Regions from separate parts of the Mus musculus genome. Here region 2 is linked to region 1. The links are chromatin loops, found by intact Hi-C in ENCODE. Cell type or tissue: left cerebral cortex. All regions are shown on one strand. Each heading gives the region's core, and the rest is flanking DNA. Links, peaks and the distances in the headings are about the cores only.

Region 1 (11,040 bases), core at 1,962-9,961:
TTCTCCTTCTCCATCTCTTCTTCTTCTTCTTCTTCTTCTTCTTCTTCTTCTTCTTCTTCTTCTTCTTCTTCTTCTTCTTCTTCTTCTTCTTCTTCTTCATCTTCTGCACCAGCACCAGCACCAGCACCAGCACCAGCACCACCAGCATTGTATTTTCAACTGGAATATAGAATTGTAAGTCTCCATATGGCTTTTTCATAATCTTTTGATTTAGTTAACTGTTTCTTCCACCCTCTTGTTCCCATAATCCCCAACACCTTCTTGCTTAAACTTTCTCACTCTAGTATTTCCCATTGCTACTTTCACATTACTTATGTCCTACTATCCTCCCTTCCTTAAGGTAACCTCTTTCAATGCCCTCTTTCTGGTTTCCTGGCTTCTACAGGTATTTCAAACTTAACACACTCAATTAGAAAGTCAAAACTAGAATCCACATATGAGAGAAAGTATGTGGCATTTATTTTTAGTGCCTGGTAACCCTCACTTAATACACTTTTTTTTTCAGTTTTATCAATTTATTCTCAAAATTTATCATTTCATTTTTCTTTATAGATGAATGACATTCCATTTGCATATGTAGTACATTTTCATTATCCATTCATCGGTCAATTGACATCCAGACTAATGTTATTTCCTAGCTATCATGACTAGGTCTGCAGTGAACATGGAGGATAAAGTATCTCTATAGCAAGAAATAGAGTCCTTTGGATATATGCCTGGGAATGCTAGAGCTAGATCATATGGTGGTTCTCTCTCTACATTGTTGAGGGGTCAGCACACTGATTTCCACAGAGGCTATACCAGTTTAAAATCCCATACATTGAGTTGTAAATATTCCTCTTTCCTCACATCTCCAGCATTTGCTGTCATTTGATTCCTCCATGATAACCATTCTGACTGGAGTTCTTAACGGAGTTTTGATATACATTTGCCCAATAGTTACTGATATTGAACAATTTTAAAATGTTTATTAAACAAATCAAAACCAAAATATACTTTAAAGAAAAATGTATTACTAGAAACAAAGCATTTGATAGTTTTTGTTCCTGTCACAAGGATATTTTCTTTCAAGACCACCTCACAACCTCCCCCACACTAACTTGGTGCCCTACAAGTCAATTCAATTCCATACTGACTGCTTAGTTTCAAACTCAACAGGTTAAGAGCTCAGACACACCTTCATCCCAGGTGCCACTGCAAGTATAAGATCCCTCAGTTAACCAAATTTCCTTCTAAACAGGCTATAAATGTGCATGTTCCTATAATATCCACTCTCCAGTTTCAACAGTTTTCAGGGTAAAAATCACAGAAAGATGGAGTTCTAAACCACCTGATCAGAAGGCAAACAAAATAGAGAGAGGGTGGCACAGATTCCCCATGCACTCTGAGCACAACATTGTCCTAGCGCTGTGATACAGTCCATCTTTAGAGTTTTTATGGAATTCTCAGTCCACAGGCATGATTAAGTCACTGGCCATTGGTGATCAACAGACCTCCCTCCTGCCTGGGTTTGAGGTATATGGCTGAAATCTCTGTTTCTAATCAGCACTTGTTTTTTTTTTAATATCCAATCCTCATCCCAAAACTAAGAGCCTGACTGTAGGAGTCACCTCATGTGATGACCATTCCTGGTTGCCAACTCAACTGTATCTGGAATGAACTACAATCCAGAAATGGAGGGCACACCTGTGATCCAGATCTTGAAGGCACAGGTTTCTGACATGGATCTTAACACAGAGATCTTAAGGCATAGTGGCCATGAGAAGCTTAGGACCAAGCAAGCTAGTACATACCTTTAATCCCGGCAGATTGAGGCAAGCAGATCTCTGAGTTCAAGGTCAACCTGGAACAAAGCAAGTTCCAGATCCAGGTATGGTGGTACACACTTATAATCTGGGCCACACCTCCTACATTGGAAGAAGGAAGATTCACTCTTCTTTGACTGCTTTCATTCACTTACCAACACATCTGTTGGAACCTACTTCTCAGAAGATCAACTTAAAGAACTAGTCTTGTGGGAGGTCTGAACAACTACTAGATTCTTGGACTTCCCGTTCACAGCTGACCATTGTTGGGTTAATTGGACTACAGACTGTAAGTCATCACAATAAACTCCCTTAATATATAGATACTTTCCATACATTCTGTGACTCTAGAGAACCCTAAAACACCTCAGTAGAACAAGTCATAGTCCTGTCATTCTGATAATTCAGGATGAACCCTGCTCCAAGAAGTTAATACAAACCCCAACTAGCATTCATTTACATCACTAGCACACCTTTTATCAAGAGATAATATGTGCCAAAAGTTTCTAAAAAGAAATCCAAAATGTAGAGCAAAATTTGCCTGAACCAAAAGGTAAAATAGATGACTGCACACAATAACTATTTAACAGCTATAACCCAGCAGAAGACCAACAGAGAAGTAGGTTTTAACATGTATGTAAACCAGCAAGACGAGTGCACATCCATAAAGCCAATAGCTCCTCCCAATAGCAACAGACCATGTAGCCTTCTCAGGTGTATGCAGAACATCATCCACACTGGCCGTGAGTTAGTTAGCCTATGAAACAAAAGTTTCAAACAATGTAAAGAAATTTAAATCAAATAAGGCATATTCTCCAGATGTAAATTTGGGGGACTCATGAGAGGTGAAAATGAAACAACATACATCTAACTCATAGTGGATCGCTGTGGTGGTTTGAATAAAAATGGCCCACATAGGCTCATAGGGAGCAGCACTATTAGCAGGTGTAGCCTTGTCAGAGTGGGTGTGGCTTTGTTAGAGTGGGTGTGACCTTGTTGGAGTGGTTGTGACCTTGTTGGAGTGGGTGTGGCCTTGATTGAGGAAGTGTGCCGTTGAGGGTAGGCTTGGAGGTTTCAGATGTTTAAGCCAGGCCCAATGTATCATTCTCTCTTCCTGATGCCTGAGAATCCAAATGTAAAACTCTCAGCCCCTCTGCAGTACCCTATTTGCCTGCCCTCTGCCATGCTTCCCACCATGACAATTATGGACTAACCCCTTGAGCTGTAAGCCAGCCCCAGTTAAGTGTTTCCTATATAACAGTTGCCAGCACGTATGTAGCAGAAGACCATCTGCCTTGTCTCGCCCCAGTGGGAGATGATGTGCTTAATCCTGTAGAGACTTGATGCTCCAGGGAAGTGAGATGTCCTGGGCACCCTCTCAGAGGCGAAGGGGAGGGGTATAAGGTGAAGAATTCTGGGAGGGGGTACCTGGAGGGGATCAACATTTGGAATGTAAATAAACAAAATAATTAATTTAAAAAAAGAAGTGTTGCCCTGGTCATAGTGTCTTTTCACAGCAATAGAAACCCTAAGACAAAAGAAATTACAAGGCAACCTTCAGAGGCTGCACACATTGTTTTCTTATGTGTGTATGTCAGCATTAATGTGCACAGCTACAACTCTGGTGTGTAGAGGTGCCATTAATCTGAAACGCTATCCAAACAAAGTAGTTTACATTACTGTGAGGAAACATAAAGCAATATAAATAGGAAAATATAGATCAATCAACCTCTGCCACACAGGATTTTGTGGTGGACCAAATACAATAATATGTAGTGAGACCTTTGCCATTTATAATACAAAGATGAGTCACTGCAGTTGCTCATCTGTTCAGGTTGGTAGACATTCCATCTAGATCCAAGGCTGACTCAACCTCTAATTGAACAAACTCTAAAAAAAGAAAAAACAAAAAGGAGAGAAAGAGAGAGAGAGAGAGAGAGAGAGAGAGAGAGAGAGAGAGGAAGAAAGAAAGAAAGAAAGAAAGAAAGAAAGAAAGAAAGAAAGAAAGAAAGAAAGAAAGAAAGAAAGAAAGAAAGAAAGAAAGAAAGAAAGAGAAAAGAAAGAAAAGTAGATCATTGTACTGAATTCAATATTTGCTTGCCAACATTTGAACTTTAATTCAAGCACGGGAGTGCGTTTCTCCACAAGGCTGATGAGAGTCTGGCTTTCTGGGAGCAGAGGTCTACAACGGTAGGCATTACCAAATACGGAAGCACGTAGGTGTCCTGTTTCTTGCAGATGGCCTTGTCTTGATTGAACATAGTTCCTCATTTTTCTCAAAGGTTTTAAGTAATGTCTTTTTATGTTGGGGAAAAAAAACAATGAATGGGACTGAATAAAATTCTACAGCCTTGAATTATAAATGCAGGCAGAACATACATGGTGACACACGCCTATAATCTCAGCACTCGGGAGGCAGAGTAGTGAGTTCAAGGTCATTTTAGGCTATGTAGCAAGACCCTATGTTATATACATATATTCAGACAGATTTGAAGTTTGCAGAGTCTCATCTTAGACCTATGCTATCAGCTATATAATACCCTTCTCTAAATCTGGCATATATGCAGCTCAGCTCTCAGAGGAAATAAGAAACAGCTTGTGTGACATCAGAATATAAAGCAATTTTATATATTGGAGAAAGAGTAAAACTTCAATACTTTCACATACTCCCCTCCAGGATTTCCCATCAAGAGATCATTTTAAAACATAACATGGCTCAAAATAGCCTTGGCATTTGGCCCAGTTCATTTGCCACAACTGAGAATTTTCTTTGGCATTCCATTTTATTGTAAAATGTTATGTATCTTCATAATATCTCTGTGTTTATCTTTATGATAAAGTTGATTCTTTTCTTCTCTTTCCCCTTACTCCCTTCCTCTCCCTACGTCTCCATCCCTTTCCCTCCCTGCCCCTCCTCCCATCCCCAGCACCCTACCTTCTGTGTGTTCCTACACCAGAGATAGGTATCTTTCTCCACCACTCTCCACCTTACTTACTGAGACAGAGTCTCTGGTTTGACTAGGCTGGAAAGACAATGAACTCCAGGGATCCACTTGTCTCTGCTCCCCCAGTCCTGGGATTATAGAAGTTACAGATGAGTACCACAATATCTCACAATTTTGTAGGTCCTGGGGTTCAAACACAGGTCCTCCTATTTGCATGACAGCCACTTTACCAACTGAACCAACTACCCCATCCCTTCCTTCCCATTTTAAAATAAAAAGTAGTTTAAGTGACTTCATAATGACACTCTGAAGAGGATCCACCTGTGTAGCTTCCAGCCACAGCTTCATACCGCACTGCGTTCCCCATTTAGAACTCTGGGATAGTGCCGTGAGAGAATCCTGCTGCCTCTCTCTCCCAGATCCTTGCCTGATACAAAACCTTGTTTACAATTCTGGGGAAGCAAGCCTGAAGATACTGTTATGGCCTGCTTCCCGGGGCTCTCTGCTGATTATCGGGGCTCAGCTTACACAGTGTGTTCTGCTCACTGATGTATCATCCCCGTGCTTGGCACTATGCTGAGCACACTGGAGGTGTTCTACTGACATTTCTCAGATGACTAATACTGCCCAGGGATCTTGTTTATCGAATCCTTTGTTCCAAGAAATAAATAATGTATCCCAAAATAAAATATTGAACAGGAATTATTGTTTATTGGGGTTTAAGGCTAGGCATGTACATACGGCCATCTCATGATTTGGGGACATAAAAATGGGCAGGCAGGATGGTGCATTGACTGTGGGTTTGGAGTGATCACCTGCCTCAAGCTCGCTGACTTGCCTTTGGTGATGGCCCATAACCTGAAGTTCCATGCACATTCAGGGCTTAACGATTCATCATTTGTGGCTGGCAAGATGTTCAGTGGATAAAGTCACTTGCAGAATGCACAGTAGAAATAGAAAAGCAGACCCTGAGAATTATTCTCTCTCTCTCTCTCTCTCTCTCTCTCTCTCACACACACACACACACACACACAGAGAGAGAGAGAGAGAGAGAGAGAGAGAGAGAGAGAGAGAGAGAGAGAGAGTAAACTTTAAGTTGAGAGAAGTAAGACCAGTAACTCTGAAATGAAGGCTCACTCCTGTCAGCCTCAACAGCTCTCCTCTCAGAAGGAAATCCTTCTGAAGGCCAGGGATACCAAAGGGATGGATGCTTTGTTTCTGACAAAAGGGTTATTGACATAGCTTGACTGAAATGGTGTAGCATTTGAATATCTCACACCCTAGTGGGTCTACCTAGGGCCTCCTTTTACCTCATTGCTCTGTGGATGCAACCCAGTTAGAAGCTACTTACTGCATGTGTGGATCACAGCCAGCTGAGCTGAGTACATCCTAGCAAATATCTGTTCCAAATATAAAATAACACACTAGGTTTTAAAGACTTTGGAGGAGAAGAGAAACATAAAATAATCTCAATAATTTCGCATTGATTGTATGTCAAACTGACAACATAGCCTTGGATTGATCATGTCTGTCCACTCTCTTCTGAAAAGGGAAGTGGGCCCAATTAATGTCTAGAATTTCTGCATCTGATAGAAGACAATAAGCCACTTTAGGTTAATCCTCCAACAAATGGCCTCTGAAAAAAATTTTGAAGGGATCATAAGCAAACAAAGTCTTTGTAAATTAAATATATGAGTAAGCATACTATAGTCCAACAATCTACAGACATGCCACAGTAGTTGTTTGAGGGGGAAACAGATAATTAATATAAAAGGAAATAAACTAAGGGTCTATATTTGTTACTTTTTTCATTATTACAACAAAATACCCGAGAAATGCATTTTAAAGGAAGAAGTGTAGTCTATGAGACAGGGAAGACAGGGTGGCATGGGGCCCCTGGTCACACTGTACATGCAGTTAGAGCAGGAGAGGACATGAATGCTGGTGCTCAGTTGCTTTTCTCCTTTTATACATTTCTGGACCCAGCTGGTGGAATGGTGCCAAATGCATCCCAGATTCAATTAAACCTGTCCAGTCACTTCTTCCCAGGCATGCCCAGAGACTTGTCATGTAGATGATTCTAGAACTGGCCAAGTTGGCAATTAATACTAGCCATCACAGGACCCTTGCACAATATGAAGATAGTAGTTTGTCATAAACTAGGGTTGTCTAACTTTCTGTGTATGAAGTCCCAAAAATTAAAGATTATCATTTACAAAAAGTATTGGTCTGGATGGGCTCCCTGCTCAGAGTAGAAAGCTGGAAGCACCAAGAGAAACAAATGGGTCAGAAAGACGTCAGGCTCACCTGTCTTTAGGGCCCCAGACAACCACTCTGAATGCTAAGTTAACTCATGTCTCACCTGGGACCACAGGCTACAGCCATCCAGTCTCTGCTCTGTTCACAAAGCAGAAGAAAAAACTTCATTTAAAAAGATTGCTCTGACTTTACATAATGAGACGTTATGTAAAGAACAAACTTTATTTCAGGGACAGTACTGACCAGAGCAAACAGTGATAAGGAGAAAGGATTAAAAACATGTCAATCACATTTATGCCTCTGAGCATTCAGTGTGTACACAAACCTCACCCCATCAGCAGTTTCTCCAGGCACCAAACCCACTAACACGTCGGTGTTGAAAAAAATTTAGGTGACCATCTCAGCATCCACCGACTTGTTTCGGGGCTGGATGAAGGAGGTATTTTCATCAGCACCATCTGTTAAGAATTTGCTCATTTTGCAAGTTGATTTAAAAAAAAAAGCAGCAAGATTATTTTGACAGTTGTCTCCTGATGTCCTCCGCTGTGAGTTACAATGCATCTTTCTAAAATTCATACCTTTAAGTCCTAACACCCGGCATCCTAGAAAATGATGCAAATAGGCTCGATGCTGGTGTGACTAAGATGAGGTCAAACTGCAGCAGTGACTGGCATCATGTTTTAAAAGGGAACTGAGAGAGAGAGAGAGAGAGAGAGAGAGAGATGTGACAATGAAGGAAACAATAGAAATGACAATTCCACAAACCGAGGACCCTAAAGATTGACAGTGACCCACCAGACACCAGGAGAGATCCCCAGGGAGTCTGCTCTTCCTCACAGCCTTCAGAAGGGATGGCCTTGCCAACCTTGATCTCTCTCTGAACTCTGAGAACTGTGAGAAAATACATTCATCTGTGAAACCACGGAGATTGTGATACCCTGTTATGCTGTGACTGGTAAATGAACATAAGCCCACAACGTAAACTGATGATTGGTGAAAACTATCTTCCACTGATACTGAGATACAGCAGGCTCTGGTTACGAACCGAGTCGGTAAATAGCCTGGCTCCATCAATCACCTGGAAGCTATGAAGCTGAGAAAATACAGCACACCCTGAACTGACAAGTGAGTGCAATAACCGTCTTACCTTATGGGACGAAATGAGCTGATGCTGTTCTGCACTCGAAAACATTACCTGTTCTTACTGGTTAGGTACATTGTAAGTTATAAAATACTTTCTTGTCTTTTGTTTCTTTCTTTCTTCATATTCCAAGAGCATCGGGTTGTTATTTACATTTTACAACTAGATTGTGAATCTCACGGATTTAACTAGAAATCTGGGTGGAATTAAGATACAAGGTGGTTGGAATGACACCTGATCCACCTCCTGTTTCAGTAACGTTGGACACATTTTCTAATCCCTTCTATGTACCTACTCTTCCAGATGAGATCTTTCACCCAGTGAGCACACTCAGTCCTCCATAATCAGAGCCTCTTCTCATGTCCTGAGTAAGTTAATGCAATGTGAGGAAGGTTGACCAGGATTTTTCTGTCTTGGACATAAAGAAAAGCATCTGGGAGCCAATGAATGGCATCTTCCCCAGACGCTGGAAACGGGGAGCAAACTGGTTCTTTTGGAATTCTGGGGTCTGCAGAAAGGAAACTAGCTTTCCATCAGAAAGTGTACTGTCACGGGACGCTTGCTTTCCTGACTTTCAGAACAGTTAGATGATAAGTCTCTAATGTTTAAGCCACTAAGTTGGTGACAACGTCTTACAATTTGCAGCAATGGAAGCTAACACATGGCTACTCATATCTACATCTGCATACCTCTTCAAGGAGCTTCTTCACCCCCCCCCCTCACACACACACACACATCCTTGCCCTCCCCCCTCCTTCCAGTCAATTGCTCCAAAGTCTATTCCTATTATTACTATGGGACACATATCCTCCACGTGAAGTAAATAGTCCATTGTGCCATCTAAAGACCCGCCCCTCTCCCTCAGTGCTGTCTCTCAGGGTCCCTCTGGTGATATAAAAACATGGACCATTTTCTGATCCTATTACACACTAGGATGACTTGTCATCATTTCTTTGGCTCCCATGACCAATTCACACAAAACAAACAGTATTAAGTATAAACATTTATTTTATCAAAATTCTAGAGACCCAAAAGTCCTACATTAACCTAGCAGTAGATTGTACTCCTTTGTGAAGGACAGTCATTGCCTTCCTCTCTCATCCTTGGTAGTGGCTATAGATGCATTCCTTGGCATGTAGATGCACCCACCTCTTCTCTACCTTTCTCTTCAAATCTCCTTCTCCTCTGTGTATCAATCTTCTCTTTTATGTCTTATAAGGACATATGTCATTGAATACAAAACCAACCAGGCTAACCCAAGTCCTTTGCTCCATGCTGAACCAACTACACTATCAATTTCATTCTTTTCTGTCTTCTACCAAAGTGACCATAAGGATGAACAGAACATGTGCAATGTGACAGTCGTGGGTGGCACGGAAGTCCATTTTCTCTGCTTCCTTGTGCCCTATCCCTATTTATACCCAAGTGCCAACATACCACTTACATATTAAAATTCACTGCTGTGGGTGTCATCCAGCATTATGCTTCAAGAAGTTTGTCAAAAGCACAGCTCATTGTGGATAATTCTGGCTGCCCGGTAACTTAATACCTTACCACCAGATTGTTTCATTTGTGCCAGAGCCCTGAAGACTGCCAGGAGCTATTTTCAAAAATTATGCCTAGTTCTGTGCCATAAATAGCTTGACTATGTGCCAGAACCCTAGACATCTATGCTGTGATTTTCTTATCAGAGTTTGATAGAAACCATGCACACATCCCAACAGCCTAATGTGGATGCCCCCAGTACTACAGTCTATGGCATGATATGACCCAAATGGAAGGACTGATTACTGATGCAGTTTGGATTTTCTGCTGAGACTTCTCCTGCTTGAGGCTCCACTGGGAGATGGCAGCCTTTCACATTTTCTAGTGAACAGGTCAGAGTACATTCTCAAGTAGGCAATATCCCACATTAAACATATATGGAGAATAATTTGATTATTTTAACCATGGAGGGGGTGGGTTTTCTATCATCCCTAAGTTCTTCAAGAATTTCAGAGTTGTAGGAGGGGGGTTTCTAATGTTAAGGTCCTGTTCCCCATTTGATTCTTGATCTGTCAGTAAAGAAAGCCATGGACCAATTGCTGGGCGAAAGGTACAGGCAGAACTTCTGAGTTCTAGGAGGAAAAGGGAACACAGAGAAGGGAAGAGGGAGTTCCACCATGCTTTGGATAGAGGAGAACCAGCAGCCATGTGAATTCTCGAGAGGAGTGATGGACTGTGGCCACTCCTGTAGGCGGGTGGTCAGAGATGTATAGCAGGGACTAGATTCAACTGACCAACTAAGTAAGAGCAGGTGGGAAGTACAGAGCTAAGAGTAATGATGAGGGCAAGTTTTCCAGGTGGGAGAGAGTAGCACTCAGCAATTTAACCAAGAAGGCAAGTTGACAATGAAAGAAAAAATTTTTGGAGAAGCCTATGGGATGGGATACTTCTGCCTTCATGGGGGAATATAGAAGACATCAACATTTCTCCTTGCTGTGAATAGTTCTTACCACGCCCAGACTCTTAGACTCCTAGGGCCTCTTCTAATAGGGCAGAGAATATTTGCAGGGTTTATGTCCCATACTCTAGGACATATTCATGACCTCATCCTACTTTCCACTTCTTCCTTAGCTGATATGAAGAAACTGCCGTGGGTTGTGTGGTGTGCTGTCTGATGCACAGGTAGTCCTCATCCCTTTGGGCTGCCTCATAACTGGAAGTTACACAGAGAACTTTCCCGACACAAGGCCAAAAGTGTATGCAGTTACCTGTTCCATATAAATGGGAAATGATTCTACTTTTAGACCAAGGCTGATAAAGAACATTGTTGTCAGCTCGGTGGCTATATATCATGAATGCAAAATTGTGGCAATCTGCTCCAGCATGGCAGATGCCATATAGCTGA
Region 2 (11,040 bases), core at 1,129-9,128, 57 kb before region 1:
GGGGTATCCAGATCTTCACATAGAAACATGAATATCACTGACATAGGCATAGGATAACATTGGGGAACTGGCAGTTCAAACAACAGAAATGAGTGAACAAAATTACTTGTAAGCTCACCGAAGTGAGAATAGCATGATCTTTGTGGGAAATTTTGTAGAGAAGCACAGGGGGTCAGCTTTGTATTTTTGGAAGGGGATTCTGATGGGAACATAGGAAACGAAACAGGAAGAACCATCCACACCAGGGGTAGCCATTTGGCAGCTACTTAAACACATGGAGAAAATAAGACAGCTTGGCCAGTAGCTTCGAGAGACCAAGGTGTGACCAGCAGTTTCATTTAAATTTATTATTTGCAGAACTTGTATATAATAAATCGCTCTACTGATAATTTTGGAATCTTGGTTTCTTTAAAACAAACCATAGAAATGTTATAAGAATATGTTTTCATTTAATCACAGGTATGGGATATGGAGTGGCTGCAGATTGGCTACAGCAGCTGACTATGATTTGCCTCCTGCTCTAGCTGGGGTGTGATTTTTGCCACCTGCAGATGCTTTCTATAATTATGTGAGCTGTGGAATTCTGGGAACTTTTCAGAGAGTATATAAATGCTAGGGCCCCAAGAGTCATCGTTGGTTGTTGTTGGCCATCAATGTGTAGTCATGAACAAAGAAGAAACAACAAGAAGAAATTAGATATCCTGACAGTGAAGATCAAACTTGCCCCCAAGAAACTACACACTCCTAATCAGCAAGAATAGTCTAACCTCTGACTTTATTCAGGGATCTCTTTCCTTTCATCTCTATCCTTTTTTTCCCCTCTTTTATCTAGTTTTAGGGAGTTGAGAGGATGGAAGAGAAGGGGTGGAGAAGAGTGGGAGAAAGAAGAACCCACAAAGTATCCAAAGTCAGCTACAAATCTCTGTTGTTTTTAATCACTATGTTGGTGGGCCTTTGTTTCAGACTTAATGAAACTAACAAATGTAACCATCTCTTATATGATCTCCCTGACTTTCTTCTTCCTTCTCCTAAATGCATCCCCACCAGAGCAGAGGACAATGATGTTGTATAAACTGTAGCCTCTCGCCTCTTTGCTCAAAGCATCCAAGTGGCTCTCCATCTCAATCAGAAGAACATCATATCCAATGGACTGGTCTATGAGGCCTCATATTGCCTGTCAGCATCCTTTCCATTTTCTCTTCTCTCCTCCATGTACCCTGATTCATCCACCTTGCTGTTCCCATGATGTAGTTGGTTCCCTGCTGGGGAAACATTCTCTGTGCTATAGATGCTTCATTTTAAAAGGCAGTAATCTGGCCACCTCACCTGCCCTGGTCCCAATTTCCCCCATCCCCAAGACCCTAATCCTTTAATCCTGGCTTACTTCTTCCTCTACTCCATTGGGTTTGTTTTCCTCTAGCCTACATCTGTCTAGTGTGCTGCATTTACATTTGTTGCCCATCTCTCCTCACTAAACCATAAATCCCAAGAGACAAAGATTCTTTTCATTTCAGTCATTCACTACTTTACCTTAAAGACTTATCCCAGTGGTTCTCAACCTTCCTAATGCTATGAACCTACAGTTCATCCCATGGCAACCCCCGGTAATAAAATTCTTTCATTGCTACTTCATAACTGTAAGTTTGCTACAGTTATAAATCACAATGTACATATCTGATGAATAGGAATATCTGATAAGCAACTCCCAAAGGGGTCATGACCCACGGGTTAAAACCTGATAATCTAGATTAATTTGGGTCACATAGCCACTGCCACTCACAAAGATGCAGCATGCCCTCCCTTCAACTTGATGTAACCTTGAGGTAGATTCTGCGCATCATCTCACCACAGAATTTTGCACTGAGCTGCAAATGGTACCAGAAGTCAAAACCCATGTGCCAGAAGAGCATAAATGCCTCCAAATTACACAGCACAAGGTGTTTTCCCAGAAAAAGGGTAGTCAGAACCCAGAAGAGTCAGCATGTGACTTAGGGTCAAGAGACCAACCCCTCAGGAAGTGTGAGTTCGGGCCATCCTTCGACAATCATGACCTCTATAAGGAGTATTTAAGTTGCAAAAACAGCAGAGATTCCCAGTACTGGAAGATTTCAAAGAAGAGCAGCCAATTAAGCAATTCCAGGGGCTCGTTCCAGACCACTTCATATCCTATAAACTGGCAATGTTCCCCCATGTTAGTAACAATCTGTGCTGAAAAATCTAACACAATTACTTTTGTCCTCCCGGGCTGTGGAGCGCCCACTTGAATCAGATGAAAAGGTTACAATGGGAGCTAAATATGTCCTTTGTCACCATGAGGCCAGTGTTGAGTTTGATGGAGGTGTTCATTGAGGCCGGTTTATTCAAGCTTGGAGGGGGAAGGGGTGTAGGTGACAAAGGTGGCCAATTGGGACACTCAGAAACACCAATTGTCAGAGAACTGGGAACAGGAACATCTGAAATCAATATCCTTTGGAAAATAAATTGTGGCTCATCTCGTTCCTATCATAATTTCCCTCTGCTCCTGCCCTACCCAGGAAGCAGTAATGACAGCTGGAAAACATGTATTTTTTTCATTTCTGCTTTCCTGGTATTTTATTTGGCTGCATTTATTTCCATGCCTTCTCATCTCTGGCTATAAGATGGACATTTGGATAATAAAAGTCAAGGGAAAGCATTTCACTGTAATGTCATCCTTCTCCCTGGGTGACCTCCTGGAAGCTAATTCACAAAAATAAGTGGTGGCTAAGGGGGGAGATGAACTTGAGCAGCAGCAGCCACTTCGTTGGCAAGACCAAAGGAGAGATGCCAAAGAGTCCAGAACTAGGCATTCCCTTTTGGCTAATTTTGACCCAATCAACTCCTTTTGTTTCTATTCTGTTAACATGCAAGGAGTTCCAGCCAGTTGTGGGCACTGGTTTAACCAGCATGGGGAATTTAACGATGGCTATCACACTAGAAAAAATATGGATCTTGCCTCAACATCATTCTCAAATAGAAGGCAACGGATCTTGAGTGAGTAGAGTTCTAGAAAGTTGATGAGTGCTTTTTTTTTAATTCCATGCTTTTATAATGGGACTCACACCACCAACTCAGTATTGTAAGAAGCTAATGAACCATTAATAGAAAAATCCCAGCACAATGAAATTTCTGCTGGAGCTGGAGAAATGGCTCAACCATTAAGTCCTCTTTTGTAGAACCAGAGTTTAGCTCCCCACACCCATGTCAGGGACCTTACAACTGGCTTAACTTCAGTTCGTAGAGATCTACCTTGAAATAACTCAGACACATGTGCACATACCTATATGCAAACAGACAGACACACATCCCCATAATCAAAAATATATCTTTAAAAAAAATAGCACATGCTTTGTCTGGTCCTGAATTTCGCTTTAAGGGCTTCCCATTTATATGCTCATATCTTATATGCCCTTCCTTATATGATCATATCTCTGTAATGCATCAGTTAGAATGTTCATGCAACTGTCCTATAATTGTCTTCTCTCTTCCACTAGGTCTGACGAGTAAGGGCAACTCTATTGCTATAAAGCACCTGGGAGGGCTCATTTCTATGTTAGCTTGACTGGCTATATTAGCCAGAGATTTCAATAAGCTCTAATGTAGGCACTGCTATAAAGTTGCTGGGTGGTCGTACACATTGTCAGAGTATAAGTTAAAGGATTTTCCTGATAGTCTGGGTGGGCCTCATTCTATCAGTTGAGAGGACTGGAGGAAAAAACTTAAGTTGACTCAAAGCAGAATTATGTCAGTGCACTGAAATGTCTCTTGTGAGAGTATCCACCCAGCAGGATACCACTTTGAAGATTTAAGATTTGCCAGTAGGTCAATTATGTAAGCCCATTCCTTAAAATAGCTCCTTTGTATAGATAGATAGAAATGTAGACAAGTCATATGTAGATAATATCAAAGTAAATGATAGAGTTTATGTAGATAGATATTGATACTTATTAGACCAACAAAATTGGCTATAGATAGATCGCCTGTTAAGTCTACATTCTGGGTAGAATCTTCAGGTGATATGAATTATCTCCGACCATTAAGTATTACATAATATTTATTGCAAGTCATTGTTTCAGTCCACTTAGGCCTCTGTAACAAACTAAACTACATCCAGTAATTTTATAAACAGTAAAAATTTATATCTTATAGTCCAGGAGTCTGGGAAGGCCAAGTTCAAAGTGCTAGCATATTCATGGACCTCATGAGGAACCTTCCTATAGAAATTAGCTTTATTATGTAAACGCAAATGTGGGGAAGGATGGCATCTACTAAAGGGTATTTATTCTATTCTGAGAGCTCCCCTTGCCTGATCTAATTGACTCTTAAAGTGCCCAGCTCCTGTTATTATCACCTGAGGAGCAAGATTTCAACATATGAATTGAGATGAGAGAGAAGTGAACACACACATGCAGACCACAGCACTTCCTGAAATTCCTAATTTCATTCCTAACGAAAGCTCCAAGCCTTCATTCTTAGCCTCACATCCTTTTCAATATTGCTCAACACATCTTCTTGTTCACTCTCAAGTCCGCACATCCTGAATGCATAGAGTTTGCAAAGCAACTAAAACTTTCGTGGTCATAATGTCATCCCAGTTGAGAAGAAATATGAGCTAAATAATTTACATAAAGTATTTGTGCAAAGCCTAAAGAATAATGATCAATCAATAAATGTTAGTTTGCATGCTCTTTCCTTCATAATTAGTTTTCCTTTTCATCCATGCCAATGAAGGAAATCCACAATGATGCTGATGTGAGTCACACGATCATCTACTGACAAATCCACTAAGAGCAGTGTTAGGGGAGGCAGGGGGGACACTCAGAAAATGAACTATGGCGCTGCTCCCAAAAGCTAGACATATAGATTCTGAAGTCACGTGGTCCCTTGCCCATTCCTCAACGCTGCTCCCTTTCACAATGGTAAGGCTTATGTGTATCCACATAAGAGCATATCACATGTGCAAATATTACTCAGAAAGTACTTGTTGGGTGACATGAATGTTTGCTGGCAGCAAAAGACATTAACAAAGTAAAAACAATATAATAATTCGTGGAAAATGAGACATTTGAGGGGGCTGGAGAGATGACTCACAGTTAAGATAGCTCACTGTTCTCCCTAAGGACACCAGTTCAGTTTCTACCACTCACACTGGGTAGCTCCCAATCACTTGTGACTCTGGTTCCAAGAGATATTATTCACTCATCTGGCATCTGTGGGCATCTTCTCATATGTGTCATACACACCCATATGTGCCCATAAATAAAAGCTTTTAGAAATTAAAAAAAAGACACTCTGACCAAATCACCTTGTAACACGAATGATGAGGTTGTAATAAAGAGCCATAGGTAGACAGAAAAGCAGGACCTGTGGTAGTAAATATGGTGGCTTGTTTTAGATGTTGTTGGTGTTGCTAGCAAACATCTGAGAAGAAAGTCCAAAGTGATGTGGTTGGAAAGAGTTGAAAATAAATGATGATGCTTTTCCTAAAAAAAAAAAAAAAAAAAAAAAAAAAAAGGTTTTGTTTAGGTCTTCATGTAAATAATGGCCTGTGTTTATAGCACAAAAATAAGAGACAAAATCTGAACATTTTGATTTAAAAAAGAGAGAGTAATTACGACTTAAAAATCTAACATAGACAAAGTCTCTTCTATGCTATTTTAGAAAAATTAGCATATGCAAATTAGCATATGCAAACGCCACATCCACATGCCTGCGTTCATACTGTTCCTTCCAAACTTACAGCACAGCCCATAGAATTCTAACTTAGGCCATTTCTACAGTGTCACAGGCTAAATGAGGAGGGAACAAATAGATAACCCCATAGAGTGAGGCAGGCACAGACGTCACATGTTAGCCAGGAAAGCAGTCCATCCAAGTGGATGGTCAGCATCCAAGACAAAGATATGCAGCTTACAGAGAAGACAGCCAGAGACACAGTGGGAGCAAGGGGTAGATGGAAAGATGAAAGCAGAGTGTTGGGTGGAGCAGAGGCAGGAAGACATCAGTGTATGGATCTCCTGAGATAGAATCTTGGCTTCACTGCTCTTGAGAAATCAGACTTTTCTTTAGCCACCCGTCCTTAGTTTCCTATCTCTCCCCCACACTAGCTCAGCTGCTTACTGTCACCTTATAGCATCCATCTCCCTGTTATGTCACTTCCTTCCAATGGTCACCTATATAGTAAGCACTCATAATTGCCTCCTGAACATTCGCAATGATGTGTCCTATACTCCTTTTAAATTCTTTATTATCTTACGTTATGCATATGGACATTTTTGCCTGTAGGTCTGTGTATACCATGGGAATGTCTGATGCTTGTGAGGGCCAGAAGAGGCTATGGGATCCCCTGGAACTGGACATAGAGATAGTTGTGAGCCTTTAGGTGGATGCCAGTAATTGAAAATCAGCCAATGTCCTTAACCACATCACCATCTCCCTGTATCCATGCCTTCCTATAGTCCTGTAAGCACTGCATTGATGGTGCTAAACAAATCCTGCTGCTTTCTACTTTCATTTTCTATTACTGTTTGTGCAAAACCATTCATCCAGCTCTTCAGTTTCCAGTCACTTCTAACCATTTCATCTGCTTGACACCCTGACTGCCAGACATGCCCACTAGATCCCTTCATCTGCTGGGGGGCATTTCTGCTCTAACACTTTAGGGCAACACTCTGCAACTACTCATCTGTATACTACCTCCCCTCACTTGTCCAGGAATTTTGCAAACCAAGTGACATCTGTATACAGAACTTAATGGGTAAATGTTAGCTATAGCCCACAATTCTACTGGGGTGCTTAGAATGACTCAGGGCTCAATCGATTGAGATTGAGTTGGTCTGATGTAGGACAGTTTGGATTGTACATTACCATTGCTATGGGCATCTCTGTCACCTGCCTCACAAGAGAGAGCAAGTGAGATTTTACAGCCAGCTGCAGTCATCCACTCAAATCCAAGAAACAATACCACTACTAAGCATATGATAGACGTAGGCAGTCTAGCATGTTTAACATCCCAAAGAACACAAGACCTCAGAAAGAAGCAGAGCAGCCAAGGCAAGTCCTGCTAACTCAGAGATGCCTGGGCTGAAAGGGACACAGCTGCATCGTTTACTTACAAAACGCCAGCTTCCTTTAAGCTTAGATGACTACCCACTCATAATGGCAACAGACTTCCATTCCTGTTAGGATGTTAATTTGTTATCTGACCCAACATATATAAATTTACTTTCTTTGCCACAGATATGTCTATGTAACCTCATATCTCCTCCTACATGGCTTGCTGACGCCTTCAGTTGCAGGACCAAGGCCAGCAGCAGCTACTGAGAAATAGAATCCAACTCTTCCATGAGCTGACAGAGCACCAGAAGTGTTGGGAAAGTACCTGTGTAAATCACAGTGTGTACACCCTAGGGAAGCTTCCTCCTGAAGGAAGGGGTGGGGGAAGATACATCGCAGAAGAGAAAACTGCTTAGGTCAATGACAATCACCTCAACTCTCAGAATTACAGTTTATCAATGATTGAAGGAGCTGCACAAGTCATTTTCAGTTTTAGTACCTCATGACATATTAGAAATCAAATATTACTTCTCAGCCTTTTGGCTAAAACCAAGTATAATAGGATTATTTAAACCTGTGATACATGTGTGTTCAACACATCTAATATTTTAATGCAAAGATAGATACTCTCTGTATGTTGGACTCCATATGGTCATGCAACACGTGGACTTGAGGACTGAGCCACACGGCCCCCCTTCCCCTCTGCCCTAAGTCACGTGTTCAGATTGCTGTATATTTTAAAGAACACAAGTCTGGTTGTGTTTTCCCCCTGGTTTTCACATTCTAAGCCGAGCACCGAGTTTCATGGAGTTTATGTGATGTGTAGAATTGCTCTTTACAGTTGCTTGAATATCTTCACATGAAATGTTTGAAGACAGTGGTGTTTTAGACTTCAGTCTTTATCTTTGGTATTTTTTCAAATACATAAGAGGACATATTAGGATTTAGAATTTCATTTTCAGTTTGGAGTAATTTTTATGTGTAATTAGATATCTTAGAAATGGCACCCAGGGTAAACATGAAATATATAATCGTCTGTACATAGCCAGAAAGATAATTTTATACACATCTTTAATGCTTCTACATTTTAACTGGGAACTTCCACATGAGTTCAAGTTTTCATTTTTCATTTGTGGTGTCAGGTTCAGATGTTGGACAATTTCTTGTTCAGAATTTTTTCAGATTATGGAAGCTGGACCTATAATTACTGTTTACAATTGTCATCCACTAGATTCTGGTAACCTCCAGATAGGGGTGTGTGTGTGTGTGTGTGTGTGTGTGTGTGTGTATACCTGCAAGAGTCAAAAGAAGGAGTTGGATGCATGATCTAGAGTTACAGGTAGTGAGCTGTCCATCATGGGTGCTGAGAACTAAACTTGGAGTAGTCAGTGCTCTTAGCTACTGAGCCATGCTCTGGACTGGCCTCAACATAATTTTTGAAAACATTGAGGCCAGCCTGGTTTACAGGGTGAGTTCCAGCACAGCCAGGGCTGTACAGAGAAACTTTACCTCAAAAAAAAAAATCCTTGGTGCTACCATATTCCTTTATCTTTCACATCCTCATTGATTTTCAACATCCATTAAACTCTAGTTCATGATTTTATGAATCACAGCTCAGAGTTATCGCAGGACAACTTAAGTGGGCCAAGTGAGAAATAAACCATCATTTAATTCAACAAATACTATTTGAGTAATTGTTTTTCTGGCTATTTTAGCTATTTAGGAATCTCATAAGGATGGTCAGGGAAGGGCTATCTAGTAATGCAACATTTTAGTGGAAGAGTGAATAAAATGAGAGATTAAGTATATTGGTATAGGACACTAAGTAGACAGACAGACAGGAAGACTATCACACCACTTAGAAATCCTGCTAGGCATGTATCCCAAGGAATTGAAATTAGTATGTTGAAGAAATGTATCCCTGCACCGTGAGTTTATCACAGAACCTCTCATGTAATCCAAGTACTGAAGAGAGGGGCAGATAAAGGAAATGTGGTATATATGCATGATGGATTCTGCTTAGTCGTAAACAATATGTGATAATTTTGCTATTCTTTAGCCATGCCATGCAACTGAACTTGGAGGCCATTACATTAAATGAAATAAGTCAGACAACGCAAGATCAGTAGTGTGTGATCTCTCTCCTGAGTGAAGGAATCCTTTAAAAAAAAAACGATCTCATAAAGCCAGAAATTAGACCAGTGGTTATCAGAAGTTGGAGTATTTAGGACACGAAGCTAGAGAGATTCTGTCAAAATATAGTGTATTCGTTCCTCTGTCTGTTAGTATGGCTGAATACTCTGTTAAGAAACAACTTGGGCCAGGCGTGATGGCACATGCCTTTAATCCCAGCACTCGGGAGGCAGAGGCAGGTGGATTTCTGAGTTCGAGGCTAGCCTGGACTACAAAGTGAGTTCGAGGACAGCCAGGGCTATACAGAGAAACCCTGTCTCGAAAAACCAAAAAAAAAAAAAAAAAAGAAAGAAAGAAAAGAAAGAAAGAAAGAAAGAAAGAAAGAAAGAAAGAAAGAAAGAAAGAAAGAAAGAAAGAAAGAAAGAAAGAAAGAAAGAGGAAGGAAGGAAGGAAGGAAGGAAGGAAGGAAGGAAGGAAGGAAGGAAGGAAGGAAGGAAGGAAGGAAACAACTTGGAGGAGAAAGGGGCTTGTTCTGGCTCATAATTCTAGAAAAGATGCAGTCCAGCATGGCAGAGAAAGCATGGTTGAGAGTGAGGCTAGACTGGCAGGCAGGAAGCAGAGTGATCTCTTCTCATTCAGGAAGCCAGGGAGAATAGCTTGTATGGTTCTGCTAGAAACTCAAAGCCTAAAGCCTAAATGCACTTGCTATCACAACATTCCACCTCCTAGAGGTCCCAGGATCTTCCAAATTAGCACCTCCAAATGGGACGAATTATTCAAATTCACGATCCCATGGTGAGCATTCACATTCAAACTACACATTCCATCCCCGAGCAGCAAGGGTTTATGACCATTGCATGATGCAAAATGCATTTAGTGCCACTTCAAATGTCCCCACAGTCTTCAACAGTCCCCAGACTGTTCGAAAGTACAAAAGTCCACAGTTTTTTTTGAGATTTATGCAATCTCATAACTGCATTACCTGTGTAATAAAACAAATCATGTAATCCCAGCATTCAATGGCATGAACTTCATGCTTCCATTCCAATGGACATGCAATGGTTATAGTTAGGAAAGAATGAACTAAAGCAAGACTAAGGCACAGCAGAGAAAGCACAAATCCTCTTGCTCTACACCAATATCTGAGGCTTTAGTTCTGAAGGCATTAGATGGCTCTGCCAGTCCAGCTTGCTGCCTGCAACACATCTCTCGATATATATTCCCTGTATGTAATCTTCCTTGGTATATCTCTCATGCCTCTGGTATCTTTAACATCTTGGAATCTCTACTGAAAGCCAAGGTTCATCTTTGTAAATTCACACAATGGTTTCTTAGAGCCTCCTCCTACTTCTTTTTTTCCCCCTTTTCTTTTTTATTAGATATTTTCTTTATTTACATTTTAAATATTATCCCCTTTCCTGGTTTTCCCTCCAAAAACCCCTATCCCCTCCTTCTCCCCCTGCTCACCAACCCACCCACTCCTGCCCCCTGGCCCTTGCATTCCTCTACACTGGGGCATCCAGCCTTCACAAGTCCAAGGGCCTCTCCTCCCACTGATGACCAACAAGGTCATCCTCTGCTACATATGTGGCTGGAGCCATGGGTCCCTCCATGTATACTTTTTGGTTGGTGGTTTAGTCCCTGGGAGCTCTGGGAGTACTGGTTGGTTCGTATTGTTGTTCCTCCTACGGGGCTGCAAACCCCTTCAGTTCCTTTCTCTAGTTTCTCCATTGGGGACCCTGTGCTCAGTCCAATGGCTGGCTGAGAGCATCCACCTCTGTATTTCTCAGGCACTGGAAGAGCCTCTCAGGAGACAGCTATGTTAGGCTCCTG

Evidence for each region. Hi-C counts contacts between places; a loop is a spot of excess contacts. Peaks named below come from ENCODE experiments on the same cell type or tissue, not always from the same donor. Only the 100,000 strongest peaks of a DNase experiment are listed, where the experiment ranks them.
Region 2: it touches region 1 in a loop (4-fold over the local background); 3 of 42 quality-filtered maps call a loop at or near these places.

What each region holds. Positions count from the first base shown.
Region 1 is chr1:169,891,363-169,902,402 of GRCm38, forward strand. No RefSeq gene overlaps it. Among named protein-coding and RNA genes, the nearest start is that of Gm39699, 29 kb to the right of the region's middle. In left cerebral cortex, for the core only: no CTCF peak of the experiment used is centred there; DNase peaks (open chromatin) are centred at 4,493, 5,147, 6,082, 7,463 and 2 more places; H3K27ac peaks cover 5,522 bases.
Region 2 is chr1:169,835,372-169,846,411 of GRCm38, forward strand. No RefSeq gene overlaps it. Among named protein-coding and RNA genes, the nearest start is that of Gm22114, 41 kb to the left of the region's middle. In left cerebral cortex, for the core only: no CTCF peak of the experiment used is centred there; DNase peaks (open chromatin) are centred at 4,860, 5,189, 5,807 and 7,220; H3K27ac peaks cover 3,288 bases.